Regions from separate parts of the Homo sapiens genome. Here region 2 is linked to region 1. A link is an interaction called in ENCODE POLR2A ChIA-PET data of the cell type or tissue named here. Cell type or tissue: Caco-2. All regions are shown on one strand. Each heading gives the region's core, and the rest is flanking DNA. Links, peaks and the distances in the headings are about the cores only.

Evidence for each region. ChIA-PET counts read pairs that join two places held together with the same protein. Peaks named below come from ENCODE experiments on the same cell type or tissue, not always from the same donor. Only the 100,000 strongest peaks of a DNase experiment are listed, where the experiment ranks them.
Region 2: POLR2A ChIA-PET joins it to region 1 with 6 read pairs; 3 of 35 experiments call an interaction of 5 or more read pairs at or near these places.

The regions. Positions count from the first base shown.
Region 1 is chr13:91,150,700-91,163,004 of GRCh38, forward strand. All of the region lies in intron 2 of LINC00379 (long intergenic non-protein coding RNA 379), which reads right to left. Among named protein-coding and RNA genes, the nearest start is that of LINC00379, 55 kb to the right of the region's middle. In Caco-2, for the core only: a CTCF peak has its summit at 7,509; DNase peaks (open chromatin) are centred at 4,032, 4,444 and 5,022; H3K4me3 peaks cover 831 bases.
Region 2 is chr13:91,228,459-91,240,763 of GRCh38, forward strand. No RefSeq gene overlaps it. Among named protein-coding and RNA genes, the nearest start is that of LINC00379, 23 kb to the left of the region's middle. In Caco-2, for the core only: no CTCF peak of the experiment used is centred there; no DNase peak of the experiment used is centred there.

The DNA of each region.
Region 1 (12,305 bases), core at 3,097-8,096:
TTCATAATATTTATTCAATGTATTAACACATGAAAATTGACTACAGATATATGTAATGATGTGGGTAATTATTAATTTTAAGTGAATATGACACAATGTACATATTTTGTCATCCTGTAGATAACAACTTTATCTCCATAAATTGTATAGATGGATATCAGGATAGTAATTACCTTTGGGCAGATAGGGAATTGTTAATGACTACAAGAGGTCAAAAAGGAGGCTACTAAGCTGCCAGTGATGCTCTATTTCCTGACCTAGGTTATAGTTAGCCAATGTGTTCGTTTTGTGAAAACTGATCAAGCTTTACACCTAATTTATGCAGCTTTCTGTAAGTATATATTATTTAAACTACAGAATCTACTTAAAAGCTTGAGACAAACTCTTTTAGATACCTTCACTCATGGTGAATGGTCCCTTCTTTGATGACTTGATTCACCATTTTGAAAAGAAAACTCAAAGGTAATTTTGATGCCATGTGATGAATAAAGTAGGTTATTAAGCCAAGGAAGAAGAAAGGGTTGTCTGACCAAACAGGACACACGGCTGTAACATAATGGGAATGATGCTCTTATGAGACTGAGAAACTGATCTTAATAATAACATGTCATAGGAGGATTTCCAAAAATTTTAAACAATGGAAAACTGGGAGGAAGAAGAATGACTATTTGAATTTCAGCACTTGTTTGTATGAAATCATACTATTTGTTCGCATAGGTGTGTAAGCATTTATTAAATAGTGCTTTCCTACTATATTTTTACTACCTCAGCACTCCGGTGAAGTAAGTATTATAATTACTTTGTGAAAGCAGGCATTATTATCCTGCCATTTTTATTTAATTTTTTGAAAGAGAAAGATAGAGGAGGATAGGAGAATCTAGACGGTGATTTATTTACCAAGGTTACACACAGTGGGAATATGCTAGAGGCAGAATTTGTCCAAGGTCTTTCAATTCCTGCCCACTTTCCATTCCTGTGCATCCTGGAGAGTAACAAGAGAATCTGTATCTATTTTTCTTCTTTGAGCTGTTTCCTTATCTACACTACCCTTTTATACAACAAAGCATGTCGAGCTTCTGATTTTATTTGAAAAATACATGATTTTTGTACTTGTAGAGCAGAAATTTCAGTGTTACAAAATCTAACAATTTTGAATCTAGGTTTGTGTCATTTGCACAATAAGGACAATGAGAAAAAAATAAAATCAATAAAACAACACTTATCTTTATGATCATCTCCAATACTTTATAAAGTCAAGATTTTTATTTTGGGGTGAGTTTATCTGATTCCATTGTTTTGTTATGCATATTATGCAGCTATTAAAACTCAGAGTTCCTCTGTTCAAGTTTGCTATTATGTTTACTAGTGTTTGAATGCTATCCCAAGCAATTCCTGAGGACTTGCTGTCCTCAGAGAATTAACTTGGAGCATAGAATTATAGCTTGTCTTCCTGTACATGCATTTTACACAGTAGGTGGCCAAGAAATATTTTTAGAATGCATTAATAACTGAATCATTAGTGACATGAGGCACTCTGATTTGGGGAGAGGCTCAGAGCATCCTGTACCTCACAATTATACTTCAGACAAAAGATATTTTCTCTGCCCTTTGTGACAACTTATGCAATTGTTGTGTTCGGGCAATGTGAGATACAGTCCTGCTACTACACATTCAGATATATGTGGGTGATTCTCATTTTTAGTGTTAATTTGAGCTTTGTAACTTTTTGATGTTTCCAGTTTATTTTTTATTATGAAGAGTACACACAGCCTTATGGAAGACAATAGCTAGTAGATATAACCAGAGCCAAATTAAACTTCTGCTGATCTATTTCAGAAAATAATGTTATCTTGGATTTCCTCTGACAGGTGGAAGACAATTATTATTCTTTGTCCATCTTTCTTGTCCCATGTTTGCAGTTGAATGTAAGACAAAGAAGGTACATATATTTATATGCAAAGAGTGCGTGACTAAACATATTCTACATAATTTAGAAATTTCTTATATTTCCAACATTTTGTTTTTCTCTAATTTCAGTCTTTCCATCTCAACAGGAAAGTGATGGCCAATTTGAAGAGTTGTAAAGATAGTATTTACAAAGCTATCTGGGAGCTAAAAGTGGAACTAATGTATGAAACCAAAAATGCTCTTACCATACAACCCAGCAATCATATACTCTTGAGCATTTATCCCAGAAAAATAGAAACATACAATCATGAAGAACCCTGTAAGTGAATGTTCACAGAAGCTGCATTCCTAGAAAACAGACCAAGGCGGAGAATAGACATGGGAACAGAGAGTCAGGGGCAAATGGAGAAACCTGTCTATTTCTGCCATATGCAAATACTTTCTTCTTGCATTTCTCAGGCAAAATTTTTCTTTTAATAGTAGTATTTATTTTTCTGAAATTTTCACATTTTTTCAGTTGTCTATGTAGGCTTCTGCCTAATTGGTCCTAGGATAAGTATTATTCTATTTGTTGTAAAGATGTATTGTAGTTTTTGATCAGTAAACAAACACTATGTAAACTGGATATATTTTATTTCTTAAATTTAATTAAAAGCATAGTACTGTGGTAAGTCCTGCTAGAGATACACTTAGCAATAGAGAGAGGGAGATTTCCCTTACCTCAAAGTTATTCTTAGTCCTGTGCAGGAGACAGAAATGCTTACAAAAAGACACCAAGTGCATGGTACAAAGTGAAAGGAAGGGAGTGCTGTGTCTTTAACCAGATGTAAAATTCCAGGTTGAAATATTGACCTGATGATGCATGTAGCTTTAAAATTCCATCAGAGTTGAGCAAATGTTGGAAGGGGATGGTGAAATGAGAGATGTGATACTTCTGAATCTCATCCCAGGAATGTAGTTAATGGAGTCCTGAGATGGCTTTGCATTTCTGAGGCAAATTAGGTTTTCTTCCACTTTCCATCATCTTCCTTCAGCAATGCAAGATGGTATTTTTGCAGTCACCTATTTCCCTCTTGCTTTCTCATGTTGCAACTATCTGGACTACATCAATCTTTCAGCCTTAATTCCTGACCAAATCTTCTACTCTTTCCCTGCCATATCACAGCAATTGAAGAGAAACAAACTTAAAATTTGAGTATTGTTTTTAACAAAGTAGAAAAGATTATGTATATCATCTATCAATTTTGAAATGCCGGCCACATAGGACATCAATGTGACATGAAAGCACACTTTTTCATCTAAATTACATTTTTTTGTACAGAAGGAAAGATCCAACTGAGATTGTTCTGAATAAAATAAATATACTATAATCAACTTTGCAGTATTTCCATCTGTGAAAATGAAAATAGATCTGCATAGCCTTTGAAATATTTATTTGGTTTTTTTCTTCAAAACTGTTTTTTCCTTGCATTTGATTGCCACCAGCAAATATAAAAAGTGATAACTTTTTCTAAAGTCTGGAACTAAACAATTCTTATTAAGTAGCAAGAATCTCAGTCATTGTTCTTTGTATTCACTCTGCACAACGACTTTTAATTTGCCTCGCTGTTATGTTAAAATAAAAGAAAAAAATCTGACTTATAAGTGGCATAATTTGCTCAGCTTTACAAAAATTGTTTCATTTAAATAATTTACAAAACAAAGATGTCCAAAACAGTTCAGATTGTACTAATCTTCAAAACAGATTTGCATTGAAATCTAATCTTAAAAAAAATCCTATCTAAACAGTACATATATTTTGAGTCTATTCGTCTTTAACAAAAGACAGTGAATTTTTTATCACCTTATCTCCAAAGAACACCACCACTACTCTGCATTATAAAAGCATGTTTATCTTGAATGTTTGTATATATTTCATCGCATTTTATCCTAACTCAGTGGTAGTAGAAATCTGTCTTGCAGATGAAGAATTAAGACAAATGATTTTGTCTGAAGTGACATCTGTACAAGGAGCTATGCACGAACCTAAAACCCAAACATCTAGCCCAGCTCTCTCACAGTGGCCACACTGCTGAAGTAGCCAACATACCACGTGCAGTAGAGGGTTGAAAGCTTTTGTCTCCCTTCTGTAATTCCAGCAGCTGCTAGTCACTGCTGTTCTGAGCATGGTTGCTTCGGGGATGCTTTACAATTAGAAACTGAGGAAGTAACTAGAAAGGGGTGTGGCTTATTTATTTTCTGGAGAAGGAGGAAATGGAGATGATTCCTCCTATTGGTATGCTAAATTTTTCACTACCAGAAGTCAAACTTTTTATTACAAAATGACAATTTTCTAAAGGAAATGAATAGCTCTTTTCATTCTGCATATTGACAAAAACTCGTGGGGAAAAAAAGATAACTCAGAGTAGTGTTAGTGTGCTTCAGATACTGGATACGTTAGGACAAAGATACAGAGAAGAGAAACGCAAGTGAGAGACAGAAAGCCAGTGGCCAATGAGGAGGCCCCAGGGATGGGCTTAAAGAAAATGGGGAACTTACAAAGATTTGCCACAAAGGCTAGAAAATACTTACAGATGAAGTCATTGCAGAAGTCTGCAAGCCCTCTGAAACCCAACAGAAGCAGCAGCAAGAAGGGTAAGGCTGAGGCAAGACCTGTTTGTTATTAACTTAGAAATGAGGAAGAATAGGGAGATTTATGTCTACTACCAAAGAGCAGTATCTGCAAACTTGTCCACTAAAATGTTTAATGAATCCTTCTGTAACAGTCCATTGTGCTCGATTGTTCCGTTTTTGTTACAAATCCCAAAGAAGTAACCTCAATCTGCTATCCTTTGAGAAACTGCTGATTCTTGGTGGCCTCTGAAATGAAGAAGCCACAGACATATTTCAAGGAAGGGAAGCAGAAAGTAACATCAATTCCAGTGTTTTTAGAACTGAATGACTTTGGGGATAGCTTGGTTGCAAACTCCAGGCTCCTTTATCTCTTTAGTCTCAAACTAGGAAGAAAAACCTGTTCTCCCTGACTGCATTCCTTTTCAGAAATTTCCCTGTGTCATACCCAGATGGTGCCCTTTGAACTTAAAAGCTAAAGAACTTTGTTCCCCACCGTAAATCGTCCCCACGGCCATGTTGCTTTTCCATTTAGCCGCCAAGCTGGGAGAATTGGCAGTTCTACCGGACAATTAGCACTTTGAAATATTATACCACCACATATGTAACAGGTTAGCACAGTGCCTGGACCCAGAGAGCACTCTGCAAATGTTAGTGCTTCCTTTCCTGTGGGCATGGGAGTAAGCAAGATCTACTTACCCTCCTACCACTGACACACAGGAAAAGGAAAGTAGGAAAGTTGGTGTTTGGTGTCCTAAAAAGGAATAGATACAAAAGTAAAAATATATATTAAAAAAAGATGTTACTGGACCCTTATTTTAAAACTTACTTTTAGATGTATAGATCATTAAGCAAAACCTGAAAAAATCAGAGAGAAAAATAAACAACAAGAAATGAAATATTAATATTGAAATGCCTGAGGGCAATCGCCTTTATCTCTGGTTGGTAAAACAACCCCCAATGTAAAAGCTCACAGTCCACGGCATTACAGAAAAACCAAAGACCTAAAAGTGGACTGTCTCTATTAATAATTAGTGATGGTTTTAAGTTTTTTTTCCTAGCACTTCAGTACAACCCAAAATGTTATCACCTAGAAGAAAGAAGCAATAGCAGGCCTGTTATTTATACAATCTGTGAAAATAAGCACTAACCCACTCCTCTAGTCCCTGAATAAAATCAGACATATGGTGGGTATTAAAAAGCAAATGTAGTCTATCACAATTTCCTAAATTTTTGTTTGTCTTTTCATGAAAACTCTCACTTAAAGGTCATTTCTCTGTTTCAGTTTTCCTTTAAGAGATAAATTCTCTAAAACACTCTTCACCCTTTCAAAAATCCTTAAACCCAGAAGAACATGGCTCCTAAAAGTATTCAGATTAACTTAGGAGTAATAGGGCAATTTAGCTAGCCAAGAAGTAAGTGGAGACTTTCTAGCTATTCCAATAATTGTTTCCTGACCAGAAAAGGGAATAACCTATAGCTTTGCCCTGAGTTAATAAATTAAGACAAATTTAAGCCAATGTTTAAGTGAGACATCCATAATGTAGACTGCTAAACAGAAAAATAACATAGAATTTAGTTGAGATTTCCAAGTTTGATTAAAAGTATACTAAATCAGGAATCAGAAGATGAGTATGAATGAGTCTTAGATCTGTGAACTTGAAGTGTGTCTTTCTGTTTTTCAATTTTCTCATCGATAACATAGGATAATAGAAATTATGAGCTTCTGTTTTTATGTGAGAAAGAATTGTGTAACTCTAATTGGATCTACATTATTATTCCATCAGATGGCATTCATTTAACAAATATATTTTCAATGCTCATTCCCCCAAAAAAGATTTTATTCATTTGAAAGTTTATCATTATATATATCCAAAATCTGTGGTGTATTTGGAAGGAATAAGAAGGGTTAAATCTCAGGTATTACAAAGCCCCCTTTATTCCTCTGACCTTGCAACCCTTAGTTCCGGAAGCAATGCTTAGCCTCTCCTCAAAGAATGCTTGATCTCACTTGGGGAAGGGGAAAAGATGCTTCTAAATTTAGTCTAAGTGGATTTAACATATGGCATCATACCTTCCTGGGTCAAGAGGTCCCAGGGTTTCTGGAAAACTGGAAAACAGATTTTACTGGGTGGTGGAAATTGGAGAGGGTAGGCCATTCAGCTACTTGAAGAAAAACAGTGACTTGAGGATTTATTTTTCCAAGCTAAATTTCGAAAAGAAAGCTATGCCCTGATGCTAAAAGGCATCTTGATTTAGGCTTTTGAGATATTTCCCTGATGGCTCTAGGATATATTAAATTATTTGACATCTGGTCCATGTGGACTCTGCTCCAATGGAGTTAAGTCAGGCTTCGACCTGCCAAATTATCCTTATTGGATTTGAGGATAAAAATAAATAGAAACATAAGGAGGGTTAGAATAGAGGTTTTCTTTTAAAAAGCCAAATGGTCAAAATCTATGAAAAGGCAAAAGAGGAAATAATAAGGAAAAAATAGTAAAATCTAATAAGACTTCTAAATTAGTAACAATTTTTAATGAAGAATGTGACTCAAATCTGAACATTTTCTTAATAACAAAGTCATCCCATTACTTTTAAGCGAGCATGGCTGGCACTGTATTAGCAAAAGATAGCGATGTGTATTTCTGTGAACCATTAAATAGCCATGAATGAGAAACAGCTATGATCTTCCATATTTCCTTATTGCTTAAGTAAGCTATAAAGATTCAAAAGACACAGAATCTGCTCTTATGTCTGTCATGGGATATCCATAATTACTAACTTTCCTATATAAGTTTTTTGTTTTAATTTTTTTTCCCTAGTTGCACCAAAGGCATAAAAAGAGGCCAGGAAACTAACAGTTAGAGACAGAGATGGAAAGGTGTAAAATCCAAAAAGAAGGTGCATATTTGGGTCTGTGCATTGAAAACGACTGCAGTGGCTGCCGTTCTAAACTATGTGAATAGTGCCATCTAATGCATTACTTAAAATCAGCAAGTATTTTGGGAACTTAACATTGGGAAACAAGAGAAATGGAAAATAACCACCTAATTAGAAATGCCGTCATCAGGATTTTACTTCAAATTACGTTGAATGAAGTATTTAAATGAATCATGGTTCTTGGGTCTTATTATTATTTTTTAGCACACCAACTGAATTTATTTACAGAATACCTGCCACACTATCTTTTCTCATTTTTAAATAATAGATTTTTTTTTTAACCAGTACTGTGTAGGAAATAGTATTTAAATTCAGAAATTTGTTAATTTAGGATTATTTTGTAGCTTGGAGAAAATAAGTAATCAAAGTCTAGACCTAGAAAATATCCAACAATTTGTCTTTACTCAACATTGGATGTGATTAAAATGTCAGATGTTCTGTTAGAAGCTATCAATCCTGTATTCACCATGGCCATTTTCATTGCTTCAAGACTAGAAAAATTTTGAAAACCTGTTTATAATGAATGAGGTAGAAGAAGCATATCTCACACATACACACACGCAGGCACACATACACAATAACAAGACTTCCTCTTGTCTTCATATAAGGAATATTTGGGAAAGAAATAGTTAAAAATGTATGAAACACTTCTTATATTGGGATTTTGTTAAATGGCTTTACTAAAACTTCAAATGAGTCTGGCACAAACATTTATATAAAATTTATAAGCAAGTTGAAGTAGTCCTGTATTCTTTTGGTTTCACTGCCAGGAAATAGCTGATGGTTATCTTGATGCGACAATTCCCACCCCAGAGAAACTGAAAATTCTATTTATGAAGAAAGGATGCGTAGTGGGTCAAAGGAGAGATGGTGCAGTAAATTTGATAAGTTTGGAGAAAGAGTACTGCTACAAACTTCCCCAGCTTTGGCTGAGATCTATACTTCACGTTAGCTGAAGATATGTCAAGGTCAAGGATTTAGAGGCAGTTGTCTACATCGACAGTGGTAGAAAGTTTAGAAAATGCTAGTATTTCTGCGTTCATTAATTCACTCAGTTTGCTGAGCTGAGAACTGTGAGAGATGCAGAGATCAATGAGATGGTATTTCTATGTTTCGAAACTTTCACAGCAGTAGGAGAAAGAAGATATCTTCACAAACACAACACATATAACAGAATTTGAAAAGGGTACGGAGCTTAGCAGAACAGGTGTTCAATAATTATTTTTTGAATATTTGAATGTGTAGGTAATTGTTTGGATAAATGAATACATGAATATATGATGGAGTGCCATAAGAGAGGTCATGGGGGTTCAGAGAAAAGACAAATTACTTATAATTTTGATGAGATGGGAAATGGAAAACGGATACAGGAGATTAAGATAAAACATAAGGTAGAGTTGGTGTTTGTGCAACATTGAATAATTGGTAATACTAGCTCAGGTAAGGATGAGAGTAAGGAAGGTCAGTGTAGACAGAAGAAATAAGAAAGGCTCAGAAACAGGAATTTATTTGAAATAATTTTATTTCTGTTTGCCTGAGTGACAGATGATATTTTTAAAAGAGAAAAACCACAACTACACACCATTTACAAAAATTAAAATAGATCAATGACCTAAATACAAAAGCTGACAGCTATCAAACACATAGAAGAAAATGTAGGAGCAAATCTTCAAAGCATTGGATTTGACAATGGATTCTTAGATATGACAACATACGCATGAACAACAAATAGATAAATTGGACTACAGCAAAATTAAAGACTTTTGTGAATCAAAGGACATTAATAAGAAAGTGAAAAGAACCTACGGAAGGCAGGGAAATATTTGTAAATAATATATCGGACAAAAGTCTGGTATCTAGAATATACAAATCACTTAGAGTTCAATAACAAAAAAAAAAGGGAAAGGAGTTAAATAAATATCTCTCCAAGGTACATAAAAAGATGCTCAAGATCATTAGCCATTAAATAAATGCAAATTAAAACCGAAATGACATGCCACTTCATACCCACTAAAATGGCTATAAAAATAAATATATGTTGGCAAGAATGTGGAGAAATTGGCACCCTTGTACATTGCTGGAGGGAATGTAAAACCTTTGAGTTGTTGTTAAAAAAGTAGCTTGGTGGTTTCTCAAAAAAGTAAACGTAGAATTGCCCTATGACCCAGCAATCCCATTCCTACTTATATATGCAAAAGATACAAAGCAAGTACTCAAATACATGTACATGCATGTTCATACCAGCTCTATTCACAATAGCCAAAAAGTGGAAATGACCTAAATGTCGATCAATGGATGAATGTTTAAACAAAATGTGGCATATCTATGTAGTGGAATATTGTTTGGCCATAAAAAGAAATGAAGTTACTGATACATCAGTAAAACTGGAAACATTATGCCCTGCATCAAAAAGTCAGACAAAGGTCAATAATTTGACCTGCATAATGACTTAAACAGTCAAAACTGTATAATTTCATCTATATGAAATATCTAGAATAGATAAATCCATAGAGAGAGAAAACATATTGGTGATTGTCAGTGGCTGGGGAGGAGTAAATGGGGAGTGATAAAGTTTGGATGTCTGTCCCCTCCAAATCTCATGTTGAAATGTAATCCACAGTGTTGGAGATGGGGCCTGGTGGGAGGTGTTCAGGTCATGGGGGCATATCCCTCATGAATGCCTTAGCAACATCCCGGTGGTGATGAGTGAGTTCTCGCTCTGAGTTCATGGGACATCTGGTTATTTAAAAGAGTCTGGGATCTCCTGCTTCTCTCTCTTCCTCCTGCTCCCAACTTGTGATGTGCCTGATCCCCCTTCACCTTCCACCATGAGTGAAAGCTTCCTGAGGCCTCACCAGAAGGAGATGCTGGCACCATGCTTCTTACACAGCCTGCAGAACCATGAGCCAATTAAACCTCTTTTCTTTATAAATTACCCAGCCTCAGGTATTTCTTCATAGCAAAGCAAAAACAGGCTAACACAGGGAGTAACTGCTCAGTAAGTATGGTTTTCCTTTCGGGGTGATGAAAATGTTTTGCAACTAGAGACAGGTGGTTGAACAACATGTGACTGTACCAAATGCCACTGAATTGTTAACTTCAAACTGGTAAGTTTTATGTTATGTGAATTGCACCTTGATTAAAAAAATAAAGAAGAGGGCAAAATTTAAAATCGAAGGTAAGTTGGATAACTTTTTATTCACTGCCAATAAGACGAACATGAAAGGGAGAGTCACTCACTATAGGTTGTTGGTTAAAAGAGTGACATGGTCACCTCTATGCTGGGGGAGGTTTGAAGCAGCTGCAATGTGTGGCAGAGAGTGGATGAAGTGACAGGGAGCAAAGCTACCTTTTCACAATTTAAAAACTAGTTCTGCAGAGGTCTATAAAGGTCCAAGCTATGCTGGTAGCTGCAACAGGCATGGAAAGGCTAGACTGAATGTCAGAAGTTAAGAAAGTCGTGTGACATACTCAAACCAATCCATCTAATCTATCTACAGTGGGGGTATAATTTGCAGAGAATGACTCATTATTTTTTTGTATAGTTGAATAATATTGCCTAAATTGACAGAAAAATGCAATTGGAATGGCTCTCACTGGAAAGCTGTGTAGAGGGTTATTCCATTCATTCATGTGCGTGAGGCATATGATAGAGCAATCACAACTGTAATCATATTTTACTATGCACCTCTGAAAGTTTCCATCATTATACTCAATTTCTTCTCTCATGGTGAAGAACAAAAGTATTCTCTGAGCAAATATTTGTTGAATATACACAGTATGCACAGTGATAGACACAGTTCAAAGAGGGGGAAAAGTTAGGCTTACACTCTAGTGGAAGATAAGTCAACAGGAAATAATAATGTAATTGAGGGGAAGGATGAGGGTAAGTTCAGTAAACACCAGATATGGGAAAAGACAGCTGAACCATCTGGGATATGAGCAGAGGCAGGTGGTGGGCAGGGGAATGGGAGTGGGAAATGGGTTTGGGCTCTGGGAAGTCTTCTGCAGAGGAAGTCACAGCTGAGACCTAGAGGACAAGACCTATTAAACAGAGTAGGGCAGGGTTGGGAGCAGAGGAACCTCCGTGATTTCTGTTCAAGTACCTGAGTTAGCGAGAGAAGTGTTTCTGTAGCAGGAGCCTGCTACCAATGGAGAAAGAAACAAGTGTCTTTACCTAAAAACTGGCAGGCAGGTTTTATCCTGCAGGTGGCAGAACTTACATTTATGTCAGCTAGAAATGACAGTATGCCATTTGGGGGCCTTACAGCTGCCTGGACTTGGGCTGTCATCAAAGGTAACTAGACTGGGTGCCTGATACTGGTGAGCCCTCACTTGTAACTGTCCCATAAAAACTCCTCCTGATTTACACTTGACTTACATTCACATCCACATCCCAACTCTTTAGTTCTAATTACGTAAGGATTTTTATATGGTTCCTTTCAATGGTTCTATCTAATTGGGTTTCTATCTTTTCACTATATTGGATTGCTTTTAATGTTTACATTAATGAATAATGTTTTTGCATATTTATTTTTTTCCTCTTATATTTTGCTTTTAAATGAGGAATAGGAAGCAGAATGATGTTGAATATGATGAACAGCTTTCAGTTCACACAAATTAATCACTTCCTGCCTACCGGTTGTTTTTTTCTCCACCAAGTCCCCACACAGCATAGTAATCCTATTAGAAAAAATAATGTTATTTTGAAAAATATCTAAATGCCTTCTTTTAGAAAAAGACTCAAATAACTCTTTATTTCTAGGGCAGACTTTATGCCAAGTCTCTGATAACTTTTCCAGTCAGTTTCCAAGGAACTCTCCATTTCACTGTGGGCTATGAACCTG
Region 2 (12,305 bases), core at 4,622-9,621, 79 kb after region 1:
GGCTTACTAGGTCCCAGTTACTATGATAAATATCTTACATATATTAATACATGTGATTTTCACCTCATCCTCATTAGGTGGCTAATATTATTATTATCCCCATTTATGTTTGAGGAAACTGAGGCAGAAAGTAATTAAATGCCTTGTTCAAAGTTTATCCAGGCAGCAAGTGGTAGAGTCCAGAATGAAGCTGAGTTAGCCCTCACTCTTATGCTAGAGACAGCTTCTCCTGGAGCTGTGTCAAAGCTGCGTGTCTTTCATCACATTTTCATCCTATTCTCTGGAAATATTATGACTTCATATGGCTTCATATTAATAAAATAAATAAAGGTTCAGTTTTGTAAAATGCAGAAAAATTTCCTACAAACCTGGAACTGCAAAACATTCTTATCTCTCTATGTCTCAGTCTCTTTCTTCCTGAAAAAGGCTGAGAAACCTAGTAGCTAAAAAATAGTGATGTCACTCACAAGAAACTGCTCCTTGCCCTGTTCCCTTCTCCAATTTTGGGCCTCAACCAGTTGGAAACTGGCATCAGTGTGCATAATGATGACCTCCGGGTGATCATTTTGAAATGACTTTCCTCAGTGATGTTAGATTTATCTGATGATTTTAATACCCTTCATTTTGAAATGCTATTATCCTGAGTGCATGCAGGGGACAGTACACTTAGTCATAAGTGATGGATGAATTCATTATCTTCAGCCAATTTTAATGGGTCATCTAGAAAGGAAATCACCAGTCAGTTTTGGCTACTGAGCATACTACCTCAAGCACCTTATTAAGCCAAATATAACAATAGGGGGCTTTTCATTTTCCTGTCAGACAACAAAGGTCACCTATCACAAGCTTGAGAGGCATTAAGGTTTATTTCTCTTTAGCCTGAAAAAAAACGGATAGAGTTGAAGTTTTTATCTTTTTCCATTGTGAACTAAATATTTCAGACTGTGTGGCCAACGAAGAAGGAAAGTGCTTCACAGGAATTCAGAATGAGAAGCTTTCTCTGCTGAGAAATAGTGGTTGGCATTAATGTATTCCCTGGGTGACATTATGAATTGAATGGCCCTGTTGAATTGTAGGCCTTCAGCCCCATCATTAAGAGCTAGAAGTAAACACATTGGTGTGGAATATAAGTAGGTATGTCTGTGGGTATCACTGACTCTTCTATCCTCAGGTACTAGAAACCAAAAATATCTGATACACACAAAATAACTGCTATTCATATCTCAACAAATCTTTTCTGTTCTTGGTTGGGAATTCTTGACTTTTAATCTTTTAAAGTATCATTTTTCATTTGACCTATCAACTTGGACTTTTCTCTATGACCTGATTCTAAGCATCTGTAGCTGTTGAGTACAGTAATGGCAAAACAGGTATAAACTTCAGGATCTATGTTTGCTTCTAGCTAAGACTCCCCTGCTGTTAGTTCCTAGTCATATAAAAGTGACTTGACATCATTTTAATGCATTTACATATTGAATAATCATTTTGCATTATCTTGAAAATGAACAGATTAGCAAATTTTGTTAGCAAATTTTTGAATTGTACAAGGAAGATTTTTAGGACGATTAAGAATCAAGGAGAAAAGCATGTTATAAATATTCTAATGCCAATATGTTACACCAAAATAACCTCAAAAACACATTGAGACTATACTGGGATTATTGGGTGGAATTCAAATAGAAATAACTGCCCAAATGCTCAGAAAATAGTAGCTGATCTATCTGATTGCTATTTGATGTAGCTCATCATTTTAACATCCTTAATTAGAAATAATTATTTTGTTTATCTTGTATGGTGGTTATTAGTTGTGTTTAGTAGTAAAACATTATTTAACAAATAAAACATCTAGTTTACAGTCCCATCAACAGTGTAAAAGTGTTCCTATTTCTCCACATCCTCTCCAGAACCAGTTGTTTCCTGACTTTTTAATGATCGCCATTCTAACTGGTATGAGATGGTATCTCTGCATTTCTCTGATGGCCAGTGATAATGAGCATTTTTTCATGTGTCTTTTGGCTGCATAAATGTCTTCTTTTGAGAAGTATCTGTTCATATCCGTCACCCACTTTTTGATGGGGTTGTTTGCTTTTTTCTTGTAAATTTGTTTGAGTTCTTTGTAGATTCTGGGTATTAGCCCTTTGTCAGATGAGTAGATTGCAAAAATTTTCTCCCATTCTGTAGGTTGCCTGTTCACTCTGATGGTAGTTTCTTTTGCTGTGCAGAAGCTCTTTAGTTTAATTCGATCCCATTTGTCAATTTTGGCTTTTGTTGCCATTGCTTTTGGTGTTTTAGACATGAAGTCCTTGCCCATGCCTATATCCTGAATGGTATTGCCTAGGTTTTCTTCTATGGTTTTTATGGTTTTAGGTCTAACATTTAAATCTTTAATCCATCTTGAGTTAATTTTTGTATAAGGTTTAAGGAAGGGGTCCAGTTTCAGCTTTCTACATATGGCTAGCCAGTTTTCCCAGCACCATTTATTAAATAGGGAATCCTTTCCCCATTTCTTGTTTTTGTCAGGTTTGTCAAAGATCAGATAGTTGTAGATGTGTGGCATTATTTCTGAGGGCTCTGTTCTGTTCCACTGGTCTATATCTCTGTTTTGGTACCAGTACCATGCTGTTTTGGTTACTGCAGCCTTGTAGTATAGTTTGAAGTCAGGTAGGGTGATGCCTCCAGCTTTGTTCTTTTGGCTTAGGATTGGCTTGGCCGTGCGGGCTCTTTCTTGGTTCCATATGAACTTTCAAGGAGTTTTTTCCAATTCTGTGAGGAAAGTCATTGGTAGCTTGAAGTCAGTGGGATCTAGAACTAGAAATACCATTTGACCCAGCCATCCCATTACTGGGTATATACCCAAAGGAGTAAAAATCATGCTGCTATAAAGACACATGCACATGTATGTTTATTGTGGCACTGTTCACAATAGCAAAGACTTGGAACCAACCCAAATGTCCAACAATGATAGACTGGATTAAGAAAATGTGGCACATATACACTATGGAATACTATGCAGCCATAAAATATGATGAATTCATGTCCTTTGTAGGGACATGGATGAAGCTGGAAACCATCATTCTCAGCAAACTACCGCAAGGACAAAAAACCAAACACCGCATGTTCTCACTCATAGGTGGGAATTGAACAATGAGAACACTTGGACACAGGAAGGGGAACATCACACCCTGGGGCCTGTTTTGGGGTGGGGGGAGGGGGGAGGGATAGCATTAGGAGATATACCTAATGTAAATGACGAGTTAATGGGTGCAGCACACCAACATGGCACATGTATACATATGTAGCAAACCTGCACATTGTGCACATGTACCCTAAAACTTAAAGTATAATAAAAAAAAATAATAATAAATAAATAAATAAATAAAACATCTTAGGTGAAACCTCAATAAATCAAATATAAAGGCAGAGCTGCTCTTTAGAAGGGGGAAGTTCAGGGAAGCTTAGAGTCAGCCTCAATCTGGACTCTACCACTTGCTGCCTGGATAAATTTTGAACAAGGTATTTCATTACTTTCTGCCTCAGTTTCCTCAAACACAAATGCGGATAATAATAATATTAGCCACCTAGTGAGGATGAGGTGAAAATTACATGTATTAATATACGTAAGATATTTATTCTAGTACCTAAGACCTAGTAAGCTCTCCACAAAAATTATTCATGATATTATTCTTATTATCATTATTTTATTTCTTTCTGTTCTGACTAGGTATCTGCCAGAACAAAAAAAAGTACCGAGTCAATGTGGGTTATGTGGTTACTTTCTTGGATTTGTGTTTCGACTACATGCTTTAGGATATCTTCCAAGTAGCCCACCCCCTCTCATCTCCTTGCTACCCACTGACAGTCTCTCAGGGAATTCTATGGGACTCTAGGACTCCATAAAGTCCGTCTGAAATCAGTGACCTGCTGCAACAATCCAGACACAACTGAAGGAATTGTCCTTCCTCAATGATTCCTGCTAAGGAAACTCTTTTAAGAGTATTTGCCTGAAAGTGAATGTATACTTCACTAACACATTTTCTGTGTTTAACTACATCTGACCTGGAGCTTCTTTGAGGCTTTCAGCTTCTAGTTTTTAAATCTTGCTTTTTAAGACAATTTTAGAAAGTCATCAGATTCGTTCTAAAATAAAGAAAACTAGTCATATAATCAGAACTTGAAAGTTATGACTATTATTTCAGAAAGTATATTTCTTACTGCTGTTTAGTTCTACAACTAACTACATTTATTACAGGTCCTGTTTTAAGAAATAATTTTCTTTAAAAATTAACTGGAGTAAACATAAATTTCATTAGATTTGAATTTGGTCATAACCTGAACAATAACTACAAAAGCATTAACCTATCCCTTTCATTAAGGTTAATTATTTAAGATTTCTTAAGACTCTGTGTGACATTTCCTGGGTACAATGCTCAAGAAATTCCCTGTGGTTGCTTTAACTATGATCAGGCAAATTCTTACCAAGTAAGGAGTGGTGATTGTTGCATTCTTTTCTCAGATAAAGTTAATGAAGGTAATGTAAACAGAGAGTGGTTTGTTTTCTGCTCATTTGAAAAACATATTACTTATCAAAATGCCACACCTAGGTAAAGAATGAAATTGATGGTACTAAAATGCTTTGAAAATTGTGAAAAGCTGTAGAAATTATGAATTAAAACAAGAATCTCCATCTCTTTCTCCCTTTTCCTCCATGAATTGAAACTGCCATCCAAAATCAATGATTTCCTTAGGAATGCTCACCCATATGAAAGCTCAAGCAAAGGCACATTTCCTTTTTCAAACTTATAGTTATCTAGAAGTATTGAAATATACCTCAGACTTTATTTCTAAAATGGATAGAATATTGTCCATAATAAAAAAAGAAAAGCCTTGCCATGTTATAACTTACTAAAATAAATTTTAACAGAAGTTACTAAGGATTTTAAACAGATGTAAGTTAGTTCTACCATACCCTATGTTTACGAATATGGCCAAAAAAATGTTAGAGAAGGTTTTAAGCAGTAGCAGATAACACAAGTCCATCTGCTTATGTCATCTGCTACTCTTTATGTGACACGGTAAAGATTATAAAAGGAAAATCAAATTCACATAGCATTTATCTAAGAAGATTCTATAATTGAATTCTAAAGGGATTTTTTTGTTTCTTTTCTCTCTTTTTTTCTTTTAACCCTACTTACTAATTAAAACAGTAATCTGATATTTTGAATACGTCCTCCTTTGTTTAAAACAAGGTACTTGTTATTCACTAACCCAATTTGACATGTTCAAATTAGCTTTTTATTTTTATTTTATTAATTTCTTAGCCTAATCTCCCTAGGCGGAAACACACAAGAACACAACTGTTTGAATTAGTCTTCTGTTTTTAGTGATTTTTAAGCTGTGTGTTAATATTCAGTAGTATACACATGATTAGCAGTATAAAGCCAGAGTTCTCACTGCTCTAACATAGATCCTTATCACCTCGTTTTTCATCATTGCAATATCCTCCTATTAGCCTAGTCTACCCCTACAAACTTTTATCTCTCCCCTCCACCCAAAACTTCCTTGTTAGGGGTCATGACCACTAAGAGGAGCACAACATACTTCTCCCTATCCCCACACCAAATCCACCCTCATGGAGGTCTGAGTACACATCAGACTCATTGGGCAACAATACTAGGAGATGCAGTATTAAGCACATCAGGCTGGAGGAGCTTGGAGCTACCTTAGAATGCTTATCACCCATATGGGTAATGAAGTGAGACTGGACCACCTACCTGATAGGAAGGCCAGGGCCTCCCATCTATTGGGAGCCATAGGGTGACTCTAGTGAAAGGAAGTATGAAATAGATACAGTCTTATCAACTTCAGGCTTTTGGGTGTGCTTTTCTTTTGGTTGTTCTTCCTTTTCCTTTGTCATTCTTTCTCCTCCCTTTCCTTTTTCTTGTATTCATTCATCCAAAAAATAGCCACTGCGTGAATACCAGTGCTGTGTCAGGTACAAATATCGGGTGGCGAACAAGATACTCACAGTCCCTTCCCTCATGGAGCATTCATTCCCTGATCAAGGAAAACTGATATTAAACAAATAATTACAACTATGATGGGGGTTTAAAAAGGAAAATAAAAATGTGATAGAAGCAATAATAAGGGCCCTAATATAGTCTGCAGAAAGAAAACACCACTTTGAAGAATTGGCATCTAAGCTAAAATCTGCAGGAAAGGGAATCAGCCATATGATATGAGGGGAAGGGGCACTGAGGAACAGAAGAGGGAATGATGCAAGCAGAGGAAGCTGCTAGAAATCCCATAAGAGGGAGAAAAAGGAAAGAGCGAGAAAGACAGTAAGGTTGATGGAGGCCAGGAACTGAAAATGAATTCAACCTATCAAGAACAATGAGTGAGGAAGGGCCAGTAAGAGGGGGAAGTGTCTGATACAGAGCAGAAAATAACTAACAGGGCAAGATCCTGAAAGAGGGGAAAGGATAGTGTCCAAAGCAAAAATAAAAGTGCAGCTACATCCAAGAAAGAACCACCTCTGCCAGTATGACAGGAGGGAAGGAAGAAAGGAAGATTTGTAGGTTTGGTAGTGGAAGGTGTAAAAGCACCTCTCTTGGGACTTTGTTTAAATGGAATCGGGGTGAGGTCATTTGGTGAGAGTGAAGGGGTGGAGATTTGAAATAACTGTTGTGATGCACACCAACATGAGCCAATTGGGAAATATATTAAGAATGCAAGGAAACAATGAGAGCCCAGGGGAAGTGATGACTGTTAATTTATAATGGTACCAATCTTGGTTATGTAATTTTCTACAGCAAGTCTTATCAGGCAGACTAGTGGCACAGAGTGGGTAGAAGTTAGATTATCCAGGGATGACGACTTGGCAGAACGGTGTGATGAAAAGAAAGAGGCCTGAACAATTGGCAGGAAAGTTGCTGAAATGATCATCAAGATAATTTACAACCAAAACCAAGGAGAGAAAACTAGAAGGGGTGATGACTAAGGACCCAACGTAATTGAATAAGCAGACAATTATTGTTCCTTTGAAGCTCACATTCTACCGGAGGAGCCATAAAAGAAACATAGATAAAATGGCGAAGAGCGTGATGAATACCACAGAGAAAATTAAACCACGGTGAAGGGATACAGAAGGACAGGGTGCCTACTTTCTATTGAGGGATCAGGATCTCTGGGAGACTCCATTTAAGTTAAAATCTGAATGACAAGGAATATTCTGCTTTGAAACATGAAGGGAAAAACAATTTGGAAAGATGACAGAGCAAAAGTGCAGATGCACTAAGTTGAGAATGAGCTTAGAATGGAGAGAAGGCCCATGGCACTACGGGGAGCAAACACGGAGAAGAGTGATTAAGAATGACATGCGGCCAGGCTCGGTGGCTCACGCCTGTAATCCCAGCACTTTGGGAGGCCGAGGCAGGAGATCACTTGAGGTCGGGAGATCGAGAATAGCCTTTCTGACATGGTGAAACCCCATCACTACTAAAAATACAAAAATTGGCCGAACGTGGTGGCGGGTGCCTGTAATCCCAGCTACTCGGGAGTCTGAGGCAGAAGAATCACTTGAACCCAGGAAGCAGAGGTTGCAGTGAGCCGAGACTGCACCATTGCACTCCAGCCTGGGAGACCAGTAAGACTCCATCTCAAAAAAATAAATAAATAAATAAAATAAAATAAACAAGAATGACATCCAAGTGACACAGGCCATATTGTGTACAGCCTAATAGAAAAATACATGGAGTTTGCTCCTTTTTTTTTTTTTTCATGTCAGAAGATTAAAATGGAGGAGTGATCTACTTCGTGCTTTCGAAGTCAATTCTGGCTGCTTTGTGTAGACTGTGAACAGTAGGCCTCAGGGATATCAGGTTGCTGGTAGTCATTCCAGTGATCCAGGGAAGAGAGGAAGGTAGAATAGTCTAAAGAGTGACAATGACAAGGTGAGAGCTGGAATATGCTTTCATGACTTGGAGGTGGGAGATAAGAAAAAGAGAACAAGATAAGCTTGGGACTAAGGCAATGAGGGTCAAGTGAAGTCATTTTCAGAGGCGAAAAGACAAAGATGGAGCAGATTTAGGGGCAGCAATAATAAATTCTGTTCTGGAAATACTAAGTTTGGGTTCTTTGTTAGGTCTCTAAAAGGATATCAGTCATGCAGTAGGATAAACAAGTTGAAATTCTTGTCAAGACTGCAGATAGAAATGTGGAAATAATATAGGCAATGGAAATGTCAGAGGAGGTTGTCAGGAGTCGCCAGAGCTCAACTATTGGAGCATGAGTGGGTCAATGACCTGAAAGTCCAGGTTCCGGATGTTCCATTCACTTACACAGGCTATAGAGGTGGTGTACTCAGGGGGAGAACCAGGCTTTTGGTAAGGCCAAGAAACTACAGAGGCTTAGGAAGGACAAAATTCTTAGAGAGTTCATGAGCAAGTTAGGAAGAAAAAAATGAGAGTTTTCTTGGAAGCAGATTGTAGAAATATGGAGAAGCTTACATTTTAACCAGAGAGGGAAGGGACCTGGAATACATGGAGTGGTGGCTGGAGTTTTAACACTTCCTAAATTCTTGGAGAATTTAACTGTAGCTTGGAAGGCTGTGATAAGTGTATCCTTTTCCTTATGCTCCGTGGCAGTGTTGGCAAACTATATTTGCAGGCCAAATCCTATCCACGGCCTGTTTTTGTAAATAAAGTTTTATTGGAACACAACCACGCTCCTTCATTTACATAATGTCTATGAATGCTTTCACACTATAAGGGCCAAGTTGAATAGTTGTGACAAAGATTGTATGGCCCACAAAACTGGAAATGTTTATTATCTGCTACTTCATAGAAAAAGTTTGCTGATTTCCAATCTATGGATCTGTAAGGTAGGTGCCATGACTACAGAAATCAAGTATGAGCCTCGTGGTTTGAGACACAGAGTGGGTGGCTCCTGTGGTCTTTAAATAAAAGTTTTTGAACCTTTAGAGGAAGATTATGCAAGCTCTCACATAACATAGACATATAACGTGATAACATTGAATAGTTTGAGAGCACTTGTTTTCAGGTAATGCTTGATGTTCCTCAGCACCTGTAGAGGAAGAAAGTATTCAGGTTATTCCTTGGAGCGAGACTCCCCAGCCATTGTTCTCAACAATCATTGCATGGAAGCTCAGTTGCCATGATCGTCAATTCATTCCTCTTGGAGCTTAGTAGAAAATGTTAGCCTTCTATGTCTTGATCAACAAGAAAATCTCACAGCAAATTTCCCTGGCATCCAATGCATTTCAGCTGTTTTAACTCATATACACAAAGTAATTGCCCAAAATCAAAACACCCTGCCCATGTGACTGAGCTGGTATGAGGCTTCCACTCTAATGTGGGAGGATCTAAAAAGCGGAAGTTTAAGTGTAGGTTTAGATTGGGGTCATACACTCAAAAATTACAAACACTGGACAGGACTATAGATTTACAACATGAAACAGATGTTAGACGATAGGGTTGAGCGGGGATTGTGGTGCACCAAAGAATGCTTACCCTATCTAAACAGAGGGATTGCTACTCAAATCTAGTTTTGTGACCATGCAAGAATAAAAATTTGTTCACATAAACTCATTATTCAAGGACGGTCATAAAATTATATTTTAATGTTAAATTTCTGCATTTTTTAAGCACATTCATTGCCAAACAAACCCTATTTTGGATTGCCAATCAAAACCTTTCAACTCTAGCCCCATAACTGCTCATTGTTACCACATTTCTAGAAGAAAGAAGTGAAAGAAGCTCCTTTGCTTGTTCTTGTGCAGAACTGAAATCTGATTCTCAAAAGCAATCTGTTGCACGCATGTGTAGTTATGTTTTTAGCTCACTGGGAAACTACAAAGGGGTTAGGATTGCAAATCCCAGTCCAGAGTTAAAATTCCTTTTCACAGCTTTCTTCCTGGGCTGCTGAACTCCACTAGACATTAGTCCTGCCTCTATACTGATAGTCTGAGAAAGAAAATGCCAGCTGGTGTCCAGCATTCTCAAATCCTTGGAGCTCCACTGCTGCCACATTTTCAAAAGAAATGTAGAGAAAAAAGACCAGCCAAATTCTTCAGCATGGTATTCAAGTTCCTCCATAATCTGACTTCAATAAACCTTTCCAACATATCCTCAGTTCTTCCGTATTCCATTCAATTAGGATGCCTACCATTCCCAAAATATGTTATGCATTATAATTTCTATATCAGCCCCTTTTTACCTATCTGAATCAAGTACTTTATGTCATTTTGTGACCTCTTCCACTGTGTTGTCCATTTCCTCTTCTTTTGTACTTACTGATAATGTTGTTTTTAATTTTTTCCTGAGTAATATTTGATTTCTTCATCTAGCATGTTAGTCTGTGTCCTCCAAGATAATATGTCAAGACAAGATTAAGCAAGTGAGGATTTTTACTGGGGAAAATGTGCCTGCACAGGAAAATAAGGGGCAAGCCAGGGGAGGCTGGAAGAACTATTCACATACAATGCAAGTCTGATCCCGAAGGAAGAAGAGTGGGAAGGAAGCTTGGGTGGAATCATCTTAGACTGTGATGCAGTCAGAGGAAGGTCCAGTAATATTCATGGAGAGTCCGTAATCCAAATTGGGCTATCTTAGGAGTCTCATGTTTTCTGGGAATAAGCTGTTTTAGTATCTCAACTGTACTCAGTTATCGGCTGAGAACAGTCACTAGGAAGTGTAGAGAATTTAAGTGTAGCTTGGAAGGCTGTGATAAGTGTATCATTTTCCTTATGCACAGTGCAAATGTGGCAATGATGGCCTTCAAAGCACAACAGCAGAGGTCCTTGGTCAGTAATATGGTTTGGCTTTGTGTCCCCACCCAAATCTTACCTCAAGTTGTAATCCCCATAATCCCCATGTGTCAAGGGTGGGACTAGATGGAGATAATAGGATCATGGAGGCAGTTTCCTCCATGCTGTTCTCGTGATAGTGAGTTCTCATGAGACCTAATGGTTTTATAAGCGTCTGGCATTTCCCCTGTTTGCATTCACTCCTTCCTGCCGCCCTGCGAAGAAGAAGCCTGCTTTTCCTTTGCTTTCCACCATGATTGTAAGTTTCCTGAGGCCTCCCCTGGAATGTGGAACTGTGAGTCAATTAAACATCTTTCCTTTATATATTACCTAGTCTCGGGTATTTCTTCGTAGCAGTGAGAGAATGGACTAACACAGTCAGTCATACTCAATACCCCCAGAGTTGGGGAACTGAGAGGTACGTTCTCATAACTGCCATTAAGGAGGAATAACCTCCTTATAGATGGAAATCGTGTCTAATATTCTTTTTTTCTTCCATAGCAAACTGCAAAGTGCCACATTCAAGGACATACATACATAAATTCATACATACACAGCTACAAATAAATAGATCACAAGGTAATAAATAAGCATTTAGTTTTACTTTCAACTTGCTCTTTTTTTTTAATATGCTCTTTTTTAAAGAATAGAGTTCTACAAGTGTGGCTATGTTGCCTCTACTAAGAAAACTACTTTACTCATCTTATTTCACTTCATTTTCCTAAATTCCTGCATTTCTTTATTTGTATTTGAGAAATCCATAAACAAAACACATAAATTACCACTATAGGGCCAAAAAGCTGCCTTAATGGCTTGAAACAATAATTTCATATCTCTAACATGCAATGGACCATTATATACTCTCAAGGAGTCATAGAAACAAAAAGGAGACTAGAGTTTATCTGAGATATTTCACTAAAGTACACACCATCGTTTGAACTTGCATAATATTGTAAGTGTTCCTTATTTTTGTATATTTTGTGTCCCTTACTTTTTGCTTAATCTACATGTAGAGGTCATGACAGTATCACTTAGATTCTTACTGCATACTTCCCACACTTTCATTAAACTAATTATCTCAAAATATAATTAGCTAATTACTGAGAAAGGTAGATAATGATAGTGAGTGGAATGTAAGATAAGCATTAATGAACAACAGGATCCAAATATTCCAGTCAGGGAGAAGACATTCAGAGTTGGCAGAGAGACAAGGAATATTCAATAACCTTTTGATCAGTTGCACTTGAATCAGAACTAACAATGCTACCCTGTGTTACTGCAACTGGGTAGGAATCCAAGTCCTCAATTTTTTAAATCCTAACAAAGCTCCTTTACATTTCAGTGATACTGAATGATGTACTAAATTATCCTAGTGCAGACCGGTTGCAATTTGTCAACTGGACTTTTCAGTCTTTCTCATTTATATTTATTTATTTATTTATTTATTTTGCTTTTTTAGAAAGTATTATGTGAAAAAGATTTG